2 separate regions of the Homo sapiens genome follow, and region 2 is linked to region 1. A link is an interaction called in ENCODE POLR2A ChIA-PET data of the cell type or tissue named here. Cell type or tissue: PC-9. All regions are shown on one strand. Links, peaks and the distances in the headings refer to the core of each region. The heading gives the core; the rest is flanking DNA.

Region 1 (12,450 bases), core at 4,637-9,636:
GCCGGAATTTAACTAGGTCAGAAGCACTCTTGTGCTTTGAAAGGGAGAGATTGGCTGCCAATAATTTAGAAAAGATGACTTGGTGCACTCTGTTCCTGCTCTGATTATTATAGTTAAACTTGTAAAAGCAAACATAATCATGAACATTCTGCTGCTTCCAGTCTGCTGGGACTGAAAGTCCTGCTTACAAGGGTCCGAAGAACTGGTAAATGAAACGTAATGATTAGTACCCAGGTTTTCTTTTTCCTCGAGCTTCTGCTTTAACCCAAGACACTTGTTTGTCAGCTGTTTTAAAACCTTATAACTTGTGGAGTCCTTACTATTTTGGAAAAATATTGGTGAACGAGATGGATTTGGATGTCATGAATAATTGAAATAGTTGGTATAAAGGCAAATGAGAAGGGAGGGGAATTTCAGTTTTCAAGATCCAGTCATTCAAATGAAAGATAGAGAGAATAAAATTACTGTTAGGTCCTACACCTTTCTGAACAGATGTTTGTTCGATCAACAAAAATTTATTGAGCATCCTACTCTGTGCTAGTTACTTTTTGGGGGCTTTGGTGTATATTAGTGAACAAAATAAAAAGGTTCCTGCCCCTGCGGAACTTAATGTTGTAGCAGGGAGAAGCTGACATTAAACAATAATCCTAAGAAACAAGCCTGTAATATGTTAAAGGTCAAAGTGCTACTGAATAAAAGAAAAAAAAAAAAAGGAAAGAACCAATGAAAAGAAAATCAACACTCATCCACAGACATGTGTTGCAGTGTGACCCATAAGTTGCACTGTGAAATAGGAATGGTTGGTTTGGCTTTATTGGAAATGTAACATTTGAGCAAAGTCTTAAAGGAGGAGAGACAGCTTTGTGAATGTCTTTGGAGAGAGTCTACTTAATAGACCTAACTGCAACTTTACAGGAATTTAGGCAAGTCTCTCCAGTTTCTTAACCCTCCGTTCTACAACTGATGTGCTATTTAAATAAATGTGTGGGACACAGTGATTCCTTCAATCCTTTGGGTCATACCTATTCAGGGTCCCACTGCATTGTTCAGCAATGGTGACTTCAGTACTCGGCACCATGATCTTTTATGTTCAGCCATAAATGTTTATGTGCTGTGAAACCACAGCAATGCTATTTGGAAATGAAGGGCTGTCTCCACATCATTTGCTGTATTATTAATAAATCAAAATTTCCCAATCAAATTAAAAGCAAGCACTATTTCAGAGTTTTTGCAAATTGGGTCAATTCAAGCATCTCCATCACTATCTGGTCCTTGCTATCTGCACCTCTCAGGAGAAAAGCGTTGCAGAGGAGAAAATAAAGTCTCAATGGGTTTGACTTCCTGTGCTTTCAAATTTTTTTTGGCATTTTCATTCTGGGACCCAAGTCTTTGGAGAAAATGTACCCATTTTCAGAGTCTAATCATTGGGTGTGCCTCCCACCTTCACCGAACTAGGAGCTGCATTGGAAGTACAAGACTGGGCCCACTAATTAATTTGATTTCATTTCCTTCTGAGTTTCAGAAATGAAATGGGTTTGTGCCGTTCTTTTTCTCAAAGCACTTCCATTCCTGCTCTTTAGAAATATTTCTTATTTCACATTTCATTTTGCCTTAAGTGCTGCCCGTGGGTGAGGGTAATTACTATTTAAAAAATAGAGAAAAGTGCATTTCTTGCTGTCTGATTTTCAAAACCAAGAACAATCAAGGAATGGATGGTATTATAGTTTTTTGGATCAATTACTGGTGCTTTGTGTTTTGTCATCAGAACTGAATGAGGAACTCCATGGTGGAGAAATAGTTATTTCCTTATATGTTTCCTGCAGCCTGGATTCTTCCAGCTCCCCTCCCCACTCTTTAAATATGTTTCCTGCAGCCTGGATTCTTCCAGCTCCCCTCCCCACCCTTTAAAGTGTGCCACAGGTCTGTCAGAACCCCTCCCTTCACTTTTTTCATCCAGTCCAGTGGCTACCCTAGTAATGATTAATTGTAATCAGACATTCTCATTTATGGCAATTATGGTAGACATGTTTATTTTCTTTTGCGGAATATCTAGACAAAACGTTTTGAATTTATCTCTGTGCTTCTTGCGTTTCATAGGATGGAAGCAAAAGTGCTGCAAAGGAAGACTTCAAAAGCCTGTAACCTCTCTATCAGAATGAGACAGATATCTTAAAGCAGGGTCATATACATGTACTTCTTTTATATCCTCACAGTACCTAGCACAAAGCTGAATATGTTGGGCACATGATACATATTACCTGATTGAACTAAATGAGAACTATTGTATCTCTCCTGGTTGCTTGATTAAAACAAATTAAGTATAATTTTTTTGAGAATTATAAATACTTCCCTGAGTGTAAAAATGGGAAAATTAGATTTTTGCTACAACAACATTACTTTGTGTACACAAATTTTAAGAAGGTAGTTAAAACAATGATGAGTGGAAGGAAAGGAATATATTAAGTATAAGAGTAAAGCAATATGCTAGAGGAAAAGAGGATTTATAAAAAAGAAAAGAGGCCGGGCACAGTGGCTCACGCCTGTAATCCCAGCGCTTTGGGAGGCTGAGGCGGGTGGGTCACTTGAGGTCAGGGGTTCGAGACCAGCCTGGCGAACATGGTGAAGCCCCATCTCCACTAAAAATACAAAAAAATTAGCCTGGCATGGTGGCATGCGTCTGTGGTCCCAGCTACTTGAGAGGCTGAGGCAGGAGAATCGCTTGAACCCGGGAGGCAGAGGCTACAGTGAGCCAAGATCGTGCCACTGCACTCCAGCCTTGGCAACAGAGCAAGACGCCATCTCAAAAAAAATAATAGAAAAGAGGTGGAAGCTAGAAGATATATATATATATATACACACACACACATACACACAAATATATCTACATATATACATATATATACACATATATATACACACACATATATATGATATGAAAGTTGAAGGAGGCAGAAAAAAAAGAAAAAAAGAACTGCTTCCTGTTATGTTTATAATCCAATAACAATTGAGCTGTGGTTAGAGTATATTTTCTTCACTAGTGCAGACCATGTGCTCTCTGGTGTGTGTGTGTAAAATTCACACATACAGGTGTAATTTAGAATTGGAACAACCTGTTTTCGTGTCTCCATTCCAAAACTTCCTGGCTGTGTCATATTTAGCAAGTCGCTTTACCTTTTGAGGTTCAGTGTCCTCACCTGTCCAGTGGCAACTATGATGTTATCTACCAGAGAGAATTGCAGTAGGAATTACAGGAAGTATTCTGTGAAATGCTGACACAAAAATTAGAAGTCATCAAAACTAGGCCAGCGCAAGGGTGACATTTATGGAGTCAACAACCCCACGAAGAAAGGACTATTATCCCTCTTTGGCAGATGAGGAACCAAGGCAAAGAAAGATGAAGTGGTTGATTCAAGGTCAAGACCCATCTAGTAAGTGGCAGAACAGATGGTCAGATCGAGGCCAACTAGTGCTAGAGTTTGTGTTCTTTACCAACATGCCATACCGTTTATCTGATTAACTCACAGATGCTGCAGAGCTTGCCTTCACGCCGGCATTTAATATGGTCTTCATGTGTAATTCCAGTGCATGACAGACTCTATGGAAATTCCAAGCAAAACAAATTCATTTCCTTTTTTATTGAGACTAAATGGATATGCTTTTTTTGTGGTTTAGTTAGTTAGTAGTTTGTTTTTGGGGGAATTTTCTATATGGCATTGTAAGCACATTGTTACAGTAGATTTAAGTTATTCACAAGCAATTTTAATGTGATTGTTGCTTAGTGTTATGAAATTATTTTAATATTAAGAAAAAACTAAAACTATGAAAAAATCACTCATAATGCCACCACTTGAATCAACTTTTTGTTGAATTCTCTTCCAATCTTTGGGGGAAAACATGTATCTTAAAAGAGGATTTTTCTCATTTTTCTAAATAAAATAACTCGCCTGCCCCAGAGACATATTGACCTGCTATCATGGATTTGTGTGGAATGTGAACTTTCAAACACTGCTAGAAGTGTGTTTCCATGAAGCACTGTATTGAGGCCATGTTGTTGATATCATGGGAAAAAGTAAATGGTATTACCCCAATACAGCATGCAAAATTCCCCTAAAGGCAGCTTGGTACTCACTTGTAGGAGATAAATACATTTTTTAATTTAGTTAAAACAAATGCTTCTGATGGCCTGATAAATGAAGGGAAATCAAAGATGTAAGGGGAAAAACATTAGACACAGCTCTGCAGCCAATAGTGATAAGAGGCATAATTCATCCACCTAATTAATGACTGCCCTTTGCATAGTGCTTTTCACTGTGTACTTTCACAGGTAAGCCCCATTACACAGGGTCAGAGAAAGTGCGGGGAAATTTCAGAGGAGGAAGTGCAAGGAGAATAAGATGGGTGTTCTAAGCTGTCCAGATGATTCAGCTTCTATAAGGAAGTGCCTTACCCCTAAAGTGAGGATATTTGATTGTACTCTCCTTTGTAAGTTGAGGAAAACACCATTGCTTAAAATCCTTCTAGGTCAGAGGAACAGTGACAGGCAATTACTAGATGAAACTTTAACTAAACTCGCCACCTTTTTCAGCCTCAGCCAGAAGAAATACAATTCACTCATTATAGATTTCCAGGTTTACTTACAGTATTTTCTCAACTGCCCTGTTGAGAAAATGATTACTTCTGAAACAAATGAAAATGTTTATACTGAGTATTTTGAGATTGGCAAATAGGAATATTAAATATGCCTCAGTCCACAATATCAGGAATGAAGTCCCAACACAAAGGGAACACCAGACAGTGATTTTGTTTCACCTTGAAAGCATGTATGTCATGTCTACACATTGCTTTATAGTGACCCTTTGGACAGACAGAGGAATGCAAGACCCCAGGTGTTCCGTAGCCCAATCTTCTGGCTTTTTCTTACTAAACACAGCTCACTGTAAATAATGTGGTGAATTTGTCATAGCAGAGAAAAAAGAAAAAGACTAGCCTGGATTTTAAAAAATGAGTGACTATCCAGGAAATTGCTCCTTGGAGCTTGAAAAGAGAAGAAATATAAAATAGCACAGCCTTTCTCTTAAGCCCAGTGGCTCACAAGTTTGCTTAATAAATGTTTGCAGAATTGAACTATGTCTGTTCATAGTTCATTCAGAACTAGAGAAACCAAAATAGCCCCACTGCAAAGAGCAGCCCAGGACACCAGTACATTGTATATTGAAATGAGGATTCAGTGTTTCACTTAACCCTGTAAGTTAGCTATTATGTTTTAATTGCGTCTTTGAATCAGGCATCTACATAAATGTATATTAAATAGCCTTGTTAAGCAAAAAGGAAATTATGATTATCAGTAATATTAAGCACTTCAAATGTTCTATATAGTCGCAACTTAGTTATGAAAAGAATTATTTCCTATCCAATATTTTAAAAACTACACACGCACATATGCACACATATATCTATGTATGTATAAAATAATAATGTACTTTGAAGTGGGGTCAGGTTTTAGTATTTGCATATTGTTGCTAATTAACAGCCACTGTAACATCATCCTAAGGGAAAGGTCTACTGGCAACTTATTATCTTCTATTATTGTGTATCATATTAAAATGACAGGCATCTTATAATATACAAGTCATCAAAATTTCAGTGATTAGAATTAAAAGCAATTTAGGTAAAACTGTTTTCTACTTTTTCATGATGAGTGAAATTTATCTAAAGGGGACATCAGTTTAGAGTATTGCTTCAATATCTCCCTTGAATTTAATGACACAAAGATTACATGTAAGAGAGCAAAAAATTAATTTTACTAAGTACATAAAAGACAAGGCCAACTGCTCCTGAAATGAGCACAAACTCTGCATTCAACAATGAAAATATAATTATGTTTGTAATAAAATGTAAGGAAGTTGGAGATCTGAATGTTGTTTCAAGAATAAATCACCTATCCTTCTTTAGAGCTGTGCAATTTGATAAATATCCTTGAAAGAAATGTTTTCTAAGCCCCCATTTAATAAGCATGTTTGAGCTTTCAAATTAGCATGTAAATAAATGTATAGTTATAAATTTGTTGGTAAACCAATTGATTTTTTGAGGTCCATCTCACTAAAGGTCTCTCACTAAATATATAATCCTATGAAACAGATTCCTTTCCGTTATAGTGTACTACATTTTCACATATGAAATTCTTGTATTTGAACTTATTATTATACACCTGTTAGAACTATACACAACAATATTTAATTAACTCCATCTTAATAATGGAAAATTAATACCAACATATTTGTGTTTCATTTTAGTATGGTCTTCCTGATTCAGGCCTTAACTAGTGATTTTTTTTTCTTTTCTTTTTTTTTTGAGAGAAGTCTTGCTCTTGTCCCCCAGGCTGGAGTGCAATGGCGCAATCTCGGCTCACTGCAACCTCCGCCTCCTGGGTTCAAACGATTCTCCAGCCTCAGCCTCCCAAGTAGCTGGGATTACAGGCACTTGCCACCACGCCTGGCTAATTTTTGTACTTTTAGTAGAGATGGGGTTTCACCATGTTGGCCAGGCTGGTCTCGAACTCCCGACCTCAGGTGATCCACCCGTCTCGGCCTCCCAAAGTGCTGGGATTAGAGGCATGAGCCGCCGCACCTCGCCTTTTTCTTTTTTTTTTTTTTTTTGAGACAGTCTCACTCTGTTGCCCAGGTTGGAGTGCAGTGGTGCAATCTCAGTTCACCGCAACATCTGCCTCCTGGGTTCAAGCGATTCTCCTGCCTCAGCCTCCTGAGTAGCTGGGATTACAGGCATGTACCACCACGCCCAGCTAATTTCTGTATTTTTAGCACAGATGGGGTTTCACCATGTTGGCCAGGCTGGTCTTGAAGTCCCGACCTCAGGTGATCCACCCACCTCGGCCTCCCAAAGCACTGGGATTACAGGAGTGAGCCACCGCACCTGGATCTTAACTAGTGGTATTTACTACAATATACTTTGTATATATTAAGCTACAGCTACAGCGCATTCCGTTGATTCCAAGCTTAAATTGTTAATCTTGTCCCATCTATGATTCTTGATAATCATAGAAGTGAGAGGTACCTTATTATCATCACCTAACTTAACTGCCTTACTTAAAGATAAGGACACCAAGGGATGGAGATTTATACGTACTTGTCCAAGGCTCTTCGTTTGTAAGAGGCAGCATTGGCTCGGGTCTCTTACCTAGTCTCTGGCTTTTGCCACCACTGTTGTACCATCAGGCCTTCCTGCTCTCATTCACTCATCTATCCCATTAGTCTCAGTAAAATTTGTATTATTATTATCTGAAGTAGTTGACTATGTGCAGTTTTTAAAGAATTTATAGCATAGGCACCTTTTTAAAGTAAGGACTTTCCTTGAAGTAGAAAGTTCCCCTGTAAGAGAACTGGCAAAATGATAGTTGAGACGTCACTTTGTGTGCTCTGCAAATAATCCCAATGTGCCCCACAGAGTTCAACAGTGTGTCCTGCCTCCTTCCAGCTCAGGGTTCAGGTTGCCCAGGTACTGACCCTTCTTTCACACATTCTGAAACAGAAACCACAGGAGTTCTTACAACACTTGATGTTTAAATTTAGTGCGTAGATGCCAGCACCTGGCTAAAGCAGGTAGACAGTGCTGTACATGATGCAAGAGCTTTCCTCTAACACACATTAACTGTGGCTTTTTCATGCATAGTTGACTCTATATAAACTGATTGACACCTTTGGGGGTCATCTTTCCTCTGACTCATAATTTTTCTCACTCTTGAAAAAGGTTTCTGTACACCCAGTATTCTCTAGTTAAAGCTGAAAATTCAACTCATCATATTTACACAATAAAAAAAATCCATTCTGCCTTGTTTTTAATTGCAAATTCTACTCAAGGGACTAGTTCTCCTGCTTAGGAGGCAGCCCTGTGCCTTCTCCTAGAGAAGCAAGTGCAGTCAATTATGGTAATGAAATGTCAATAAATATAAAAATTTAATACAGTCTGCTCTGGGTGAGTGGCAGATGAGGACTTGCCTCCCAGACAAATTTGCTGCTGCTGCAAATATTAAATGCACCTAAAAGAGTATCTGGTTGCCTGAGAGCTCTCCAGTAAAAAAAGGATGGGAGCGTCAGGTACCAACTGGGCTTTCCCATTATGCTGTAATCGCAGCAGCAAAGCCAGTGCTATCACTGACAGCCATCCCAACATCTTAACTTGTTATAAATTGAACTTCTTATGTCCCCATGAATAATCTAAGATTGGTGCCTAGCAACACTTTTTTTTTTGAGACGGAGTCTGGCTTCTTCCCCCAGGCTGGAGTGCAATGGCACGATCTTGGCTCACTGCAACCTCCGCCTCCCAGGTTCAAGCAATTCTCCTGCCTCAGCCTCCCCAGTAGCTGGGATTACAGGCACATGCCACCACGCCCAGCCAATTTTTGTATTTTTAGTAGAGATGGGGTTTGGCCTTGAACTCCTGGCCTCAAGCGATCCGCCCACCTCGGCCTCCCAAAGTGCTGGGATTACAGGCATGAGCCACCGTGCCCGGCCAGCACTTTTTTTTTTTTAATGAAAAGGGAAATAAGCCTTTTCTTTTTTTGCTTCCAGACAACGGAATTATTCTCCTAAATAAAGTTATTGCTGTCTTTAGAGAGAAACACATTAATCTGATGTAATCTAATGTAATCATCTGAGAATAGCAGTTTTATGTCATGCTTTTTAGGAAACAGAAAACTAAAGAATAATTTATTTGTATTTATTTTAAATTTTTAAATTAACACTTCTGCTGTTCTATAAAGAATAATTTAAATGTGATTCTTTCATCATCCACAAACATCCAATCTTGAACTATGATTACTTTAAAATGTAGTCTCATAATACAAGTAGAAATATATCTGCCTTTATTTTCCTCATGCACTAGTTAATATTGTATATACATAGAACACTCTCCTGGATTCACTTTTCATGGACAGTATGTTTTTCTTTCACCTTATTCATGAGAGTTAAAATTTTTTATCTTATGTGATGATGTAATTTCATAATATAAAAAAGGCATATATACTTGAAAAATTTAGGTAGCCAAAACCTCTTTCCTACAAAGCTTATCAAAAGTGATTATATTTATCAGACATAGTAATTCTGATGCATTTTAGAATCATGGAATGTGCCTCAAACTACTTGCATGGGGAAAATCCCTTCTGTTATCAATCTGTATTGTGGCCAGGCATGGTGGCTTGGGCCTGCAATCCCAGCACTTTGGGAGGCCAAGGCCAGAGGATCACTTCAGCTCAGGAGTTCAAGACCAGTCTGGTCAAATAGTGAGACCCCACATCTCTATTCTATTTTAAAAACCTGTATTGCAATCTGATTTTACCCATAGTTCTTACGACTCAGGTGAAATACATATTGCTGATTCTGATAGTCCTTAAAACTGTGATTCTGTATTGCAGGTGGACTATTCCATAATAGCATCACAAGCCGGAGCCACCCTCAACAACCTCATGAGTCATGCACAGGAGTTAGTGGCAAAACTTCGTTCTCTCCAGTTTGATCAACGAGAGTTCGTATGTCTGAAATTCTTGGTGCTCTTTAGTTTAGGTAAGAAATCCTTTTCTCATGCTGTGCTCAACCAACGATTGCTAAATGATGTTGAAGTTCAAATATCTTGTGGTCCATGTATGTTTTTGTTCTATCAATATAATGCCCTTCCTGTCAAATTATGAAATCTTCAAACGTGAATATATTTTCATATATATTTCTGCATGATGCATAGCCCTTCAGTGGATACGTTGGGGAATGGAAAATGAGTTATTCAATTGACTCATTCAAATGAGTCCTGGTTTTTCTTCCATAATATACAGATAAGCAATAACCAAATAAAGCTATGACAAAGGTTTAAAACAGACAGCTTAGGAAAGATGTATGGTATCAAATTTTAGCCATCTTTCTCCCATTGGTAATTTCTATGTGCCTTTCGTTTCAACTTGCTATTTACTTCTGTTTTTATTCTTCTAAAATATGAATCGTAATTAAAAACCTGTATTTAAATCTCTATCGGGATTAACTAGAGAATGTTTATAACCAGATGCACCACTATGCAAGTACAAAAGATGACAGTTGTCAAGGGGAAAGGATGATTCTTTAGGAAAGCTTTGGAAAAGAAAGATAACTAAGCAAGACAGATTAGCTAAATCAAGGTTCTCAGTGAGTCAGTTGAGAAAAATCACCACAGCTTGGAATAAAAAAAGGATTAAGGAGATGGATTTTTATTGACTTCAAAGGAACAGATTTTCCTGTCTGTCCCTTACTTGATTTCTGTATTTTGTTGGCTTAATAAAGCCAACTTAAATAAACTTTTTGCCAAGTCCATTTATTACTTATTGGCAGACAGCTGAGGGAGGCAACTTCCCTTGAATGAAAAAAATGCAGAAATCAGATTCACCAACATATGTTTTTTCTTTAGTCTTCAGTTATAAGATAGTTGTGAATTCATATTCTAGGGAATAAAACAATAAAACAAACTGCAAAGTAAAACAGATGTGTCTACTCTCCAAATTTGGTACTTTATTTTTAAAATTCTTCTTGACAGGACTGCACAACTGTTGCTAATAAAGGGGTAGTTTGAAGTAATAGAACCAGAGTTAATTTTTCATGTATAGTCAACATTTAAAATAAAAAGAGCATTTTCATATTTTGGAAAATGTGATAAATACAGCAAAAAGAAATGTTACTGAAAATTTAAATGGACAACAGAATTTCATGGATGTAACGTTCAAAGGTTTACAATGCCAAGACTGGATCCTGTGTGGTTTCTGTATTAACCACAATAAAAAGGAAAGTTCTGTTCAAGTAAGTCTGCATCTTTTACCCGAGAACAGTGTTTAGAATGTTAAAAAGGAAGATAGCAAGCATACGCCTGCTTGCTGTAATCGCACAAATTATTCTGGTTTATGTTAAGATCTTAGTCTTTTAAACTAGTGCATTTGATCACTAATTAAATGGAAAATGTGGTAATATATGTATAAGAAACTGTATAGCATCTTAGTGATAAAATATTTACAGGGTCATCTCATTTCAATGGTATTTTAAATTAGTTGAAGAAATGTATTACATTTGAAGATGTACATATTAACCATGAGCCATCTTTAGTTTTCAGCACTTTTAACTTTCCTTCATCATCTTCCAAAATTATTATATTCTCTGCTAATACTATAAGGAGGGGGTTGGGCTAGATCTGAGATGCTTTCAACTTTTGAACCTCAAAAATTATCTTCCTGAACAACTGGGCCATGTATTTACCAGAACTTTAGTCATACACTCTGATGTTTAATGAGCACTTCGATTGTTTCAGGAGCCCAGTACACCAGTGAATAGCTGGCCTAAATGTCCATTAAATCCATGTCTATTTGTTGCTTAAGGAAGAAAGGAAAGCATGGCTTTCAGATCAGAGGCAAATAGAATTCTGGCCGAGAGTCTATTTTTTTAGAGAAGCAGGAGAAAAGTAACCAGTAGTAAAATTCAAGTAGTTTCTAATTTGTGAGTGGAAAAACTTTTTACTCTGTAGAAACAGTGGCTAATCAATTTTTTGAATTTCACCTTTATTGAGGTATATAGATAATTAACTTTAGGTGCCTCAGCTAGCCCCAAATGCTGGTTTTACCTGTGATTAAGGGTGAAATCATACCAGAGTCACTCTTGAAAGTTAAGGCCAAGTCCTAAGCTGGTACCTGCTGTCCCAGATGCTCCTCCTGAGCCTCGAGTCCCCTGAGTCTGAAGCCTGCTATATTTTTGTCTCAGCCCAGCCTTGAGACTCTTTGGTCCTGGAGAAAAATGAAGATTCTGTGGACTAGTCAGAGGCCAGGGTCTATTCTGAGAGATGACTGCAGCAGTATTCTCCTGTGAGAGATGAAACAGTGTTTTCCAGATAGATTTGGTGAGAGAAGGTGGGATGTGGTCCCAAGCGGGTGCAGCGTTCCAAGCTAGAAGCACTACCAGTGTGAAAGCTTAAAGGCAAGAGAGAGCAAAATGAGTTTGGGGAACTGTTAGTTGATGGATACGGCTTGAGGGAAGCAGCAGATGTGGCTGGAGACATAGACAGGAGCCTGGACATGGACATGAAAGCCACAGATGCATTCAACACATACTCATTGAGTGCTTACTATGTGTCCAGCACTGAAGAAGGCACTGGGGCTATAGTGGCAAGAAGAAGTAAGTGCCATGGCTTTCATTCTCTAGACAATTAGGAAGTATAGCAGTGTTCTTAAGGCGACGGGGATGCGGTGAATAACTTAAGTCGATTTGCCTTTCTGGTAGCAGCATGGAAAGTGGACTGGACCAAGAACAGTGCTAGAAACCCTGTTTTCAGAAGTTTTATTTTTATTTTACTTATTTAATTTTTTTTTTTTTTTGCTTTTATTCCTGGCATGCTGTGATTTATTTTTAGAGGTGGTTTTTTTTTTTTGAAACGGAGTTT
Region 2 (12,450 bases), core at 5,063-10,062, 98 kb after region 1:
TTCTTAAAAACTAAATTTTGAGAAGACATAGATGTACCTAAGTTATAAGCATAATAAAGAGTCTTAGTGTTTTCATAGGGAAGAAAAGCCAACATGATAGTGTAGAGACAGTGAAGGCTGGGACCCCTGCACTTAGGGCTCCCTGGATTAAAGCCTGTGACAGAGCAATTCTCATCTTTAAAGTTCCCTAATGACTAATGTGGATTTTAGTAATTATTTAAGGGCCCCGTAAGGAGTGTAAGAAAGATAAAACCCTAATTCCAAGACTGAAATTAAATGGGTATCATTTCATGAGGAATTTGAAAAAGCTCTTTGAAAGTATGCGAATGTAATATGGAGGTATTGAATTTCTTCCCTGTGACTATTTCATTATATTAAACAATCCATAAAAACTGTAAGTAATGGCAGAGATGAGACTACTGATTTTTCTCGCTTGATTTGTCCTGAGTTCGCGTTAACTGAGCATAAGAAACTCCCGTTCCCTGAATTGGGCACTGCCATGCAGAAAGTTTTACTGCAGCAGTTGAAGAGGAGTTTTAACACGTTGCACAGACGTCCAGTCTCTGGGACTGCTGAACTGTAATAAACTACACCATTAAGTGAAACATTGGATGGAGAAGCTGGCTCATTGGGTCGGCGGTTACAGTTATAAGTAGCTCCTTGGGATGCTAATAGATTAAGACGAGTGGTTTAAACTTCCAAGACAGACCTCCCGCTTTAGTAAACAGCAGAGTAACAGACTTACATAATACCTCAGGCAGTGTGCATTCTGGTATAGGCCCAGCCTCTAATTGTGTGACCTTGGACAGCTAATTTTGCTTCCCTAGACACCCCAGTCCCTTCATCTGAAAATAAGAACGTATCATGGGATCATCTCAAGTGTATCTAGAGCTCTACTGTTCTAGGATTCAACGACTGGTAAATCTACAAATATAATATTACATGATCAGGATTAAATGAACTCTAATGGGCAAAATGCATGATGTAGTCATCCAAATGCTAATATTGTAATGTGGATAGAAAGAACAGATTTTAAGTTCACCAAAAATGAAATCAAAATGGACCAGACATATTAATAGGAGCTCAACTTCATTTGTAATTTTAAAATGCAAATAAATACAATGAAATACCATTTTCACCTATCAGATTAGCAACAATGTAAAGTTTAAAGATATTCAGTGGTGACTGAGTGTGGGGAAACTGGTACTTTTAATGCTGTTTATATGAATGGAAATTGGTGGTCTTCTCAAAGGTCAACTTGTTAATATGTATCCAAAGTTAAAATACAGTCACGCTCACATAACAACGAGGATATGTCTGAGAGATACATCCTTGTGCGATTTCATCATTGTATGAACATCATAGTGTACTTACACAAGTCTAAATGATACAGCTTATTATATATTATATACATATAGGCTGTATTGTATAACTTATTCCTCTTAGGCTACAGACCTGTGCAGCATGTTACTGTATTAATATTGCAGGCAATTATAAGTATTTGTATATCTAAAAATAGAAAATATACAGTAAAAAATACAGTGTAAAAGATTAAAAATGGAGGCCGGGAGCAGTGGCTCATGCCTGTAATCCCAGCACTTTGGGAGGCCAAGGCAGGTGGATCACCTGAGGTCAGGAGTTCAAGACCAGCCTGGCCAACATGATGAAACCCCATTTCTACTAAAAATACAAAAATTAGCCAGGCATGTTGGCGCTTGCCTGTAATCCCAGCTACTCGGAAGGCTGAAGCAGGAGAATCACTTGAATCCAGGAGGCTGAGGTTACAGTGAGCCAAGATCGCGCCATTGCACTCCAGCCTGGGTGACACAGTGAGACTCCATCTAAATTAAAAAAAAAAAATTAAAAATGGTACGTCTGTATAGCATAGGGCACTTATCAGGAGTGGAGCTTGCAGGACTAGAAGTTACTCAGGGTGAGTCAATGAGTGAGTGATGAGTGAATGTGAAGGCCTAGGACATTACTGTACACTGCTGTACGTTTTATAAACACTGTATACTTACGTTACACTAAATTGATTTTTTAAATGTTCTTTCTTCGATAATAAATTAACCTTAGCTTACTATCACTTTTACTTCATAAATTTTACTTTTTTTCAAACATTTGACTCTTTGTAATAACACTTAGCTTAAAACACAAATTATACAGCTATACAAAAATATTTTCTTTCTCTATATCTTTATTCTATATACTTTTTTCTGTTTCTAGAAATTTTAAGTATTTTTTACTTCTTAAACTTTTTGTTGTTTTGTTTTGTTTTAGCTACAGGGTCTGCTCTGTCATCCAGGCTGGAATGCAAGTGGCACAATCAAGGCTCACTGTAACCTCAAACTCCAAGGCTCAAGCAATCCTCTCACCTCAGCCTCCCAAGTAGCTAAGACTACAGTCATGAGCCACCATGCCTGCTTGATTTTTTAAAAAAAAATTTTGTAAAGACAGAGTCTCACCTTGTTGCCCAGGCTGGTTTGAGCTGCTGTCCTCAAGCGATCCTCCTGCCTCAGCCTCCAAAAGTGCTGGGATTACAGGCGTGAGCCACCATGCCTGGCCAAATTTTTTGTTTAAAAACGAATACACCAACACACACATTAGCCTATGCCAACACAGGGTGAGGATCATCAATATCACCGTCTTCCACCTTTATGTCTTATCCTACTAGATGAATTTCAGCAGGCAGTAACACAACACGGAGCTGTTGTCTCCTACGATAACAATGTCTTCTTCTGGATGCCTCCTGAAGGACCGATCTGAGACTGTTCTTAAGGAGGTATCACTCTTTTCAGAAAGATGCTCATGGTGGTTTGTTTCTTTTTTCATGTTAGATTTGTGTGAGTCTATCATGGGCTACATTATGAAGGCTGTGACTTCACCCAGCAATAGGAATATTTTTAGCTCCATTACAATCTTGTGGGATCACCCTTGTATATGAGGATTGTCATTGACCAAAACATTGTTACGCAGCGCATGATGGCAACATATCCTTGAACACAAAATTTCACTTCTGGGAATTTAGCTTATGGATATACTTGCAAAAGCACACTAAGCTATGTGTACATTCCTGTACATTTTCAAAGAGAAAGTTTATATCATTTTGGTCATGTTAAAGACTTGGGACCGGTGGTTATATTCCTGTACACATAGCATAGTGTGCTTTTGCAAGTATATCCATAAACTGACAGGACAGAATTGTTTGAAAAACAACCATGAATATAACATAAATGCTCATTAACAGAAAAGTGGTTAAATAAATTATAGTATATCATTTTATGAAAAATTTTTTTTTTTTTGAGACAGAGTCTTGCTCTGTCACCCAGGCTGGAGTGCAGTGGCGCGATCTCAGCTCATTGCAACCTCTGCCTCCCAAATTCAAGGGATTTTTGTGTCTCATCCTTCTGAGTAGCTGGGATTATAGGCATGCACCGCCATGTCTGGCTAATTTTTCTTTTCTGACGGCGTCTCGCTCTGTCGCCCAGGCTGGAGTGCAGTGGCGCGATCTCAGCTCACTGCAAGCTCCGCCTCCCGGGTTCACGCCATTCTCCTGCCTCAGCAACCTGACTAGCTGGGACTACAGGCGCCCGCCACCACCCCCGGCTAATTTTTCGTATTTTTAGTAGAGACGGGTTTTCTCCCTGTTAGCCAGGATGGTCTAGATCTTCTGACCTCGTGATCTGCCCACCTCGGCCTCCCAAAGTGCTGGGATTACAGCTGTGAGCCACTGCACCCGGCCTAATTTTTGTATTTTTAATAGAGACAGGGTTTCACCATGTTGGCCAGGGTGGTCTCAAATTCCTGGCCTCAAGTGATCCACCCGCATCAGCCTCCCAGAGTGTTGGGATTACAGGCGTGAGCCACCGTGCCTGGCCCATTTTATGGGATATTATGCAGCTGTTTTTTTGTTTTGTTTTGTTTTTTAACTTTGTGTGCTGATAGGGAACGATGCCAAGAATATTATTAAGTGAAAACTCATGTGGGAGAGCAATATGCATAATATGATACAACTTGTGAAAAAAAAAGAAAAGAAAAGAAAAGAAAGAAAGGAAGAAAAAGGCCAGTCTGCGCCCCGGACCGACTCTCCTTCCGTCGGAACGACCCTCCTTCCGCCGGAGCCGCGTGGCCTCATGGAAGGCATGGAGGACGCCGGAGAGGAGGCCGGAGAGGACGCCGGAGAGGACGCCAGAGAGGGTGCCGCAGCGCCGGCAGCCAGGGTGCACTTCCGCGTGGCGAGGTTCATCATGGAGGCAGGTGTCAAGCTAGGGATGCAGTCCATTCCCATTGCCACTGCTTGCACCATTTACCCTAAGTTCTTCTGCGAGACCATCCTGGACGCCTTTGACCCTTACCTGATTGCCATGTCTTCCATTTACTTGGCCGGCAAAGTGGAAGAGCAGCCCCTGTGGGCTCATGACATCATCAGTGTGTCCAACAGGTACTTCAACCCAAGCAGTGAGCCCCTGGGATTGGACTCCCGCCTCTGGGAGCTCCGGGACAGCATTGTGCAGCGTGAGCTTCTCATGCTGAGAGTTCTGCGCTTCCAGGTCTCCTTCCAGCATCCACACAAGTACCTGCTCTACTACCTGGTTTCCCTCAAGAACTGGCTGAACTGCCACAGCTGGCAGCGGACCCCCGTTGCCGTCACTGCCTGGGCCCTGCTGCGGGACAGCTACCACGGGGGGCTGTGCCTCCGCTTCCAGGCCCAGCACATAGCTGTGGTGGTGCTCTACCTGGCCCTGCAGGTCTATGGAGTCGAGGTGCCCGCCGAGGTCGAGGCTGAGAAGCTGTGGTGGCAGGCGTTTAGTGACGACCTTACCAAGCCAATCATTGATACTATTGTGTCTGATCTCATTCAGATTTATACCATAGACACAGAGATCCCCTAAGGCCCTGGCCCAGGCCTGCCCAAAGAGAAGCCCAGGATGGTCAGCTGCCTGGGGACATTGCCACCACATCGCTATGATGGCTGGTCCCCAGAGGACCAGCTGGGAGGACTGGTTGTGCTGCTGGAGAAGGGCTGGTGAAGGCGATGACATGCTGCCGCTTTGACAGTCCCTAGCAGTCACGGTCCAGATGATGATGGTAGCTGTGCCTCCAGCGGGCAGGCCGGGAGCACACTGGGTGCAGCTGACCCAAAGGAGCCACATCTGCTTTTGTCCTTTGAGAGGACTCTGACTACAATAGAGGCATGATGCCAATAAAAGGAAAATCATGTTATCGATGACACTGAATCCCTAGGGATTTTTTTTAAGCCAGATTTATAGCGAGAATGAATGTGCAATGTGGCTGAAATCTATTTTGTGTAAAAAAAGGTGATGCAAGTCAAAAAAAAAAAAAAGAAAGAAAGAAAAAAAGAAAAAGGCCAGGCGCGGTGGCTCATGCCTGTAATCCCAGCACTTGGGGAGCCGGAGGCGGGTGGATTACCTGAGGTCAGGAGTTCGGACCAGCCTAGCCAGCATGGTGAAACCCTGTCTCTACTAAAAATACAAAAATTAGCGGGGAATGGTGGCACATGTCTGTAATCCCAGCTACTAAGGGGGCTGAGGATGGATGGATGGATGGATGGATGGATGGATGGATGGATGGATGATTGTTTTCAAAGAGAAATTTTCTAGAACTATTTACCATTTTGGTCATTTAAAGACTTGGGACTGGTGGTTAGAGGATGGGGGACACATCTTTTGTTTCTCATTTGATTATACTTTCTATTTGAATTTTTTTTACCATGATCATTTACATGAATAACCACATGCACTCTGATGCCTTGCGGGGGGGATGTTAGCCCTGAGGCCAGTCTGGACCCTGGCTGCCAGTGTGGCATACAGGAGATGATGGGACTCTGTGAACACAAGCACCACTGTGGTTTGAGTATGTCCCTCAGAGTGCATGTGCTGGAAATGTGGTCCCCAGTGTGGCAGTTGGAAAGGTAGGGACTTTAAGAGGTGATTAGGTCATTAAGAGGAATTAATGCTACTCTCCAGGGAATGCGTTATTTCTCATGAGAGTAAGTGAGCTCTCACTCTCTTTCAGGACTGGATTAGTTATCTCAAGAGCACGTTGTTATAAAGTGAAATAGTCCCTATGTTCTGCCTCTGACTTCTTCCTTTCTGCCATGTGGTATGCTAATGCTGTGCTCTTGGACTTTACAGCCTCCAGAACTATGAGCCCAGTAAACTCTCCTTTATAAATTACCTAGTCTCAGGCATTCTGTTATAGCAACAGAAAACACACTAAGACCTCCCTTCTGGTGCACACCTTTTATTTTTTCCCTTCCCAGTATTCCTTTCCCCTTCTTTTAGTAACAGGACCCATTTTCCTTTCTGCAACTGCTTTTCTTCCACCTCTCAGTCCATGTTTCAGGTTGGGAACTGGACTTTGACCCCCAGTTCCAAAGGTGGGCCTTGACCTTGGGCTGGCCAGGGCACCACAGAACTATCACAATGGCTTCAAGGAGGGGCACTGGCTCAAGCATGACCAATAAGAACATCCTCCAGTACTTCAGCTAGTGCTCCTGGACCAAGGCTCTCCCCTTCCCTCTAAGTGCGGGAGTACTAGAACAAATGTCTGGAACTGCTTTGACCATTGTTGCCACGACTGGGTGGATATTTTCCTGAAAATAAAGCAAAACAGAGGAAAGCAGAGCTTATGTGATGAGAGACAGATTCCTGTGGACACAGAGCACCTGGATCCAGCCATGCAGAACCCTTCTTAATTGCTTTTCTGTTATCTTAAACTTTATATGAGCTAATAAATTCTCATTTTTCCTTGAGCTGGTTTGAATTATTCTATTAATTTCATCCAAGAGTCTCTATAAATGTAAGCACCTTAGTAATTTCTTCAACAGCCAGCAGAGCCCATAGTGCCTTTTTAAGCCTTTGCCCAACGGTGTGGACTCCCAAGCAGCAGCACTTACCGTAAATATTTTTCATCATTTTGCTTGTGGTTTCCTTATGCTCCCACCCAGTCCTAGTACAGGGTCGAGCAGAGAGCAGAAACTCCTTGAAATGTTTGTTGCATGGGGCAATCATTCTAATTTTCAATATCCTAACATTGCCTCTGTGTAAGACACAAATATGTCTTAAATATATGTAAGACATGAATACTTTTTGTGCCTATTTTTTTTCTTACATTTTGGGTCTTTGCAGATATTAAAACTTTGGAATAGATGATGCAGAGCATAGATTCCTAAGCCTCAACTCTTCTTGCAAAACTTGAAGGACCAAGCTTTGCAAGAAGAGTTGAGGCTTAGGAATCTATGCTCTGCATCATCTATTCTGCTGCTCTGCCGCAGACCACACAAAGCCTTACTCAAACCTGCTACTCTAATGCTTGATGTCTGTATATTTATAAATTACTATAATAAGGCGAGAATTATAAGGACAGAAAAAACCTTTAAGTGAGCAGCCCAATTTATTTTTTCTTTTATTTCTCTCGTTCTTGATTTCTTTCTAGTTTGTTACCAAATTCTTAAACATTAGCAATTTAAAATATGTTCGAAATGGAAAAAATTGAAAATGGCCTGTTCTCTGAAAGTTCCTAGTTCGTAGTTGTAATAGCTGTTCAACATCTTCTTGTAGCCATAAGACAACTGCAGTTCCAGGCGTAGAAATCCTGATCCTGTTTCAGTGGTCAACACTCACTAAATAGTCTCTTACTACCCAAGAAACTGCTGTATGTCACAGGGAAATTCAATAAACAAGGTACACATCAGTCCATTGCATCTGAAACAGCATATTCACTACTTATCACTCAAATGTGAATTTTTTTTCTTTTTTGGAGATGGAGTCTCACTCTGTCACTCAGGCTGGAGTGCAGTGGTACAATCTCAGCTCACTGCAGCCTCCTTCTCCCGGGTTCAAGTGATCCTCCCACCTCACCCTCTCGAGTAGCTGGGATTACAGGTAGCCACCACCACACCTGGCTAATTTTTGTATTTTTAGTAGAGATGGGGTTTCACCATATTGGCCAGGCTAGTCATGAACTCCTGGCCTCAAGTGATCCACCCACCTTGGCCTCCCAGAGTGCTGGAATTACAGGTGTGAGCCACAACACCCAGCTTCAAATGTGAATTTCTAACCCATATGCAAACACAACCATCCCAGAAATGTGACTGGCAGGAGGAACCCTCATCCCTCAGTGGAAGATGTTCCCATTTATCTCCTCACAGATGTCACCACCACATGCCCTACTTAGTGGCCAGGAGTTCAGTGAGACGCTGCTCACCACATTAATTCATCAAGAGCAGGGTCAGCGCTGGCTCTGGGCACCCTGCACCCGCTCACCCTCTCACTGTGAAAGTTCACTGCCAGCCACCTCCTCAAACTGTCCATAAATCTTGGGAGATTTGGGGGCTCTGCCTGGGGCTCACCCTAAGGAGACACCACACTTCCTTGCCACACCTACCACAGACTCAGAGTCATCCAACAAGACCTGAAACAGAAAGTGACAGTTACAACGAGACACCTTACGAGGGGGTGTGGTGTGCGCAGTGCACAGTGAAGAGGCATCTGTTAGCTCTGGACACACCTCTCATCCCTTTGCTGCAGGACAGGTTGGCTGTGACCCACAGCAAATATAGTATGTAACAGCAGCCCTAACTGTGTCTGGCTGTCATGACTTGCAGGAGTCCTGGGGACCAAAAAGGCTGTAGCCTTCGCCTTTCAGTGTTCGATCTTTTGGTATCAATAAAATCAAAGGCAGACACAAAAGGGAATTGGAAAACCCAAGAGGAAAATACCACTGATACATTTCACTCAGCTGTTCCTACGGCTCCATGCCTTGGTCCATTCAGGCTGCTGTAACAAAGTACCACAGACTGAGTGGCTTACGAATAACAACAATTTATTTCTCACAGTTCTGGAGGCTGAAAATCTGAGATCAGGGTGCCCTCATGGTAGGGTTCCGGGAGGGCCATCTTCCAGGTTGCAGAAAGCCGTCTTTTCATTGTATCCTCATATGGTAGTAAGAGGCTAGAGAGCTCTCTGGGATTTCTTTTATAAGGGCACTAATCCCATTCATGAAAGCTGCACCCTCATGACTTAAACTACCTCCCAAAGGCCCGACATCCTAATACTATCACTTTGGGGGTAATATTTCAAAAAAGAAATGGGAGGGGGACACAAACATTCAGTCCATAACACTCCATGATACTTATACAAGGCAAAGCCTGGCCTTGGTGGCAGCCCAGTGGATTCCAGTTGTGTGTTCCCAGTGATGGCTGGAGAAAACACTGAACCCAAGAATAATGAAATGTTGGCCATGGTGGCCTACAAGGAAAAGCTACTGGCAATTGAGCCTTGATCCTGTTTTCAGGATCAAGATTTGAGAATTTTTTGTTAATGCTATTTAGCTCAAAGGTATGCTTTTCTCAGTTCTGCTCTGCATATAGTTTCTTGAATCCACTCCTCTTTCCCTCACTTGCGTTGCTGCACCTGCCCTCTGTGCTGTCAGTTCTTCCTTACTTAGGTCCACCCTGCACACCACCACCTCTACCTGAATAGCCCCTCATCTGAATACATGGAATCAGGCAGACCTGTATTTATTCATGTTACTCTCCTCAACCCATAAAATATGTTAGCATTATGATCAGCAGGTCACCACCTGCTGAGATCACTTAAAAGAGTGTGTGCATGTGCGTCTGTGTGTGTGTATGCATATAAAGAGTCTGTGTATATATATATATATTATAAAAACAGTACAGTATATATTGATCATATTATGTAACTGATTCTTCAGCATCTGCAGAAAAAATCTCAAAGTCCCTTGTCAACTCACTACCTGATTCTCCCTCATCACTCATGAAACCCCCATTCCACTGTACTGCAGCTCATACTACTCCATTTGCCCAGAAAGCCTCCTCTTTTTTATTTACCTCAGTACTGAACTGAAAGCACCTTGAAGGAAGGAATCATTTTATACCCATCTAACTTGATGTTTGAGAATAATAGGTGATTAATTCTTGGATTGACTGATTGATGACTTCTCTTCAGCCTTGTGATACACAGCTCAGAGTCCATTGCTTCCATAGGAGCTCATCGCCCACCTGCCTGCAGGGATCCCTTCCTCTTTTGAACGGGCACCTATTGGCTGTGCAATCCATTCAGCAACACACCATGAGATATCATTCTTTTGCTATTGTATTGTGCCTTTTAAATTAAAAAAAAAATTGGAAAATTTTTGTGGGTATGTTCTATTTTTTATGAGTTTATGCTTAATCTCTTCAGGGACCATATAATTTTTTTTCCCTACCACCATCTCTAAAGTCTTAAATAGGTCTCACAAAAAGTACAAACAATATTCATCCACTATAATTTAGAATATTAGTATTATTAATTCTAGAATATTAGAATTAATTCTAATTATGTATCTTGTTTACTTATAGGTAATTGATATTCATTATTAATTAAAACCAAATAGGTTTATTTTTACATGCTAGAATTTTGTAATTTCACATTTTTTTACACTGGAAAGTCAAGCTTTCTCTTTTCATCTTTTAGCAATTGTGAATGACACATGAAACATGACCTTTTGGTACTGAACTTAGTACTTTATAGTACTAAATTTATAATACTAATTATAGTACTATAAATAGTGCTAATTATAGTACTAATTTATTTCTAAATTGAGTACTTTATACACAATTTAGAAATTGAAGTGTAATTCCTAAGATTAGGAAAGATACATCGTCTAATTGGTCTTTGATATCTGTCCATGTGCATATGAGGATGTATTATTTTGTGTCTCACCTTTTATGGTGGCCGGCCTTCAAGATGGCCCCCAGGGATTCTTGCCTCCTGGTACTCATGCTCCAAGTAGTCCATAGTCTCTTCCCACATTGAGTAGGGCTGGCCTGCATCATCAATAACGTATCGTACAAATGATGGAGTGTGATCTCCAAGGCCAGATCGTAAAAGAAAAGACATTGCAGCTTCTCCCTTGCTCTCTCTTGGGCCACTCACTATGGGGAGCTAGGTGCCATGTCATGAGGACACACAAAGAGGGGTCCACAGGACAGGAAGTTGAGGCCTCTTGCCAACAGCCAGCACTGAATTGCCAACCATGTGAGCGAGCTACTTGGAAGCAGACCCTCCGCATCGGTGGATGTCAGCGGCCTCAACTGTACTTGACATCACTTTTTTTTTTTTTTTTGAGATGGAGTCTCACTCTGTTGCCCAGGCTGGAGTGCAGTGGTGTGATCTCAGCTCACTATAACCTCCGCCTCCAGGGTTCAAATGATTCTCCTGCCTCAGCCTCCCAAGTGGCTGGGATTACAGGCATCTGCCACCACACCCAGCTCATTTTTGTATTTTTAGTAGAGACGGGGTTTTGCCATGTTGGCCAGGCTGGTCTCAAACTCTTGACCTCAGGTGATCTGCCCACCTCAGCCTCCCAAAGTGCTGGGATTACAGGTATGAGCCACCACGCCTGGTCAACATCACTTTGAAAGAACTGGAGCCAGAACCATTTGTGTTCCTAACCCACAGAATTGTATATTATGCATGTTCACTGTTATTTTAAACTACTAAGTTTTGGAGTAATTTGCTATATTTTACTATATGACTAATATATCTGAAGATAGAAATTTTTACTTAATGTAAATAATAAAAAGAGAGTTTCTATGACAAACTAGAATGCTGTAAGTACAGATCAAAAGAGTCTTGTGAAAAGACAATCAGGGAAAAACAAGTTTCTTGTAGTGAGATGGATTGAGTGAACTTATATCTGAAATATGAAGAAAATACTTTAAAACTCAAGCAAAAAAAGAAAATAATATTGAAGACTTTATTATTTGAGGTCTTACTGATTTGTTTGGTTTGAGAAAAGAGTCCAGGATACACATAATGACCGTGACAGGTAACCACAAAAAGCTGAAGGGGTTGCCTGTGTCACTGCCCTAGTCCAAGCCAGTGTTCTCACCCAAACCATGATACAGTAAGAGCCTCCCACTAGTCTCCCCACAACCTCTACTGCCACATGTCCACACTGAAGCCAGAAATGTCTTTTTAAAATTTTTTTTTTATTTTTTAGAGATGGGTTCTTGCTACATTGGCCAGGCTGGTCTCAAACTCCTGGCCTCAGGTAATCCTTCCATCTCGGCCTCCCAAAGTGCTGAGATTACAGACATGAGCCACCACGCCTGGCCCAGATATATCTTTTCGATGTCTGCTGAATGTCACCATTCCTTCAAAAAATATTCCCTTGCCCCTCAGATGAAGCCCTTGAGTAGGGTCTCAGGACTGCATGCTGTGGCCCTGCCTTCTCCCCCAGCTTCCGTGATCTCTCTGTGCCCTCTAGCTCTACAGGCTTTCTGGAAGTCCTCCAAGTTTGTCGTGCTCCCTCCCACCTCTGGGCCTTTGCACATGCTATTCCCTCTGTCTGGTACACTCCCCAGGTCTCACCTCCAAACCACATCCTCCCCTTGAACTCTCCTCAGACTCTCATCTT

The links. Peaks named below come from ENCODE experiments on the same cell type or tissue, not always from the same donor. Only the 100,000 strongest peaks of a DNase experiment are listed, where the experiment ranks them.
Region 2: POLR2A ChIA-PET joins it to region 1 with 5 read pairs; 2 of 35 experiments call an interaction of 5 or more read pairs at or near these places.

The regions. Positions count from the first base shown.
Region 1 is chr1:200,111,381-200,123,830 of GRCh38, forward strand. NR5A2 (nuclear receptor subfamily 5 group A member 2) reads left to right here. Exons shown (of 8, transcript NM_205860.3): 7 at 9,428-9,575. Among named protein-coding and RNA genes, the nearest start is that of NR5A2, 90 kb to the left of the region's middle. In PC-9, for the core only: no CTCF peak of the experiment used is centred there; a DNase peak (open chromatin) is centred at 7,621; H3K27ac peaks cover 2,142 bases.
Region 2 is chr1:200,209,431-200,221,880 of GRCh38, forward strand. It overlaps the pseudogene CCNQP1. Among named protein-coding and RNA genes, the nearest start is that of LINC00862, 160 kb to the right of the region's middle. In PC-9, for the core only: no CTCF peak of the experiment used is centred there; no DNase peak of the experiment used is centred there.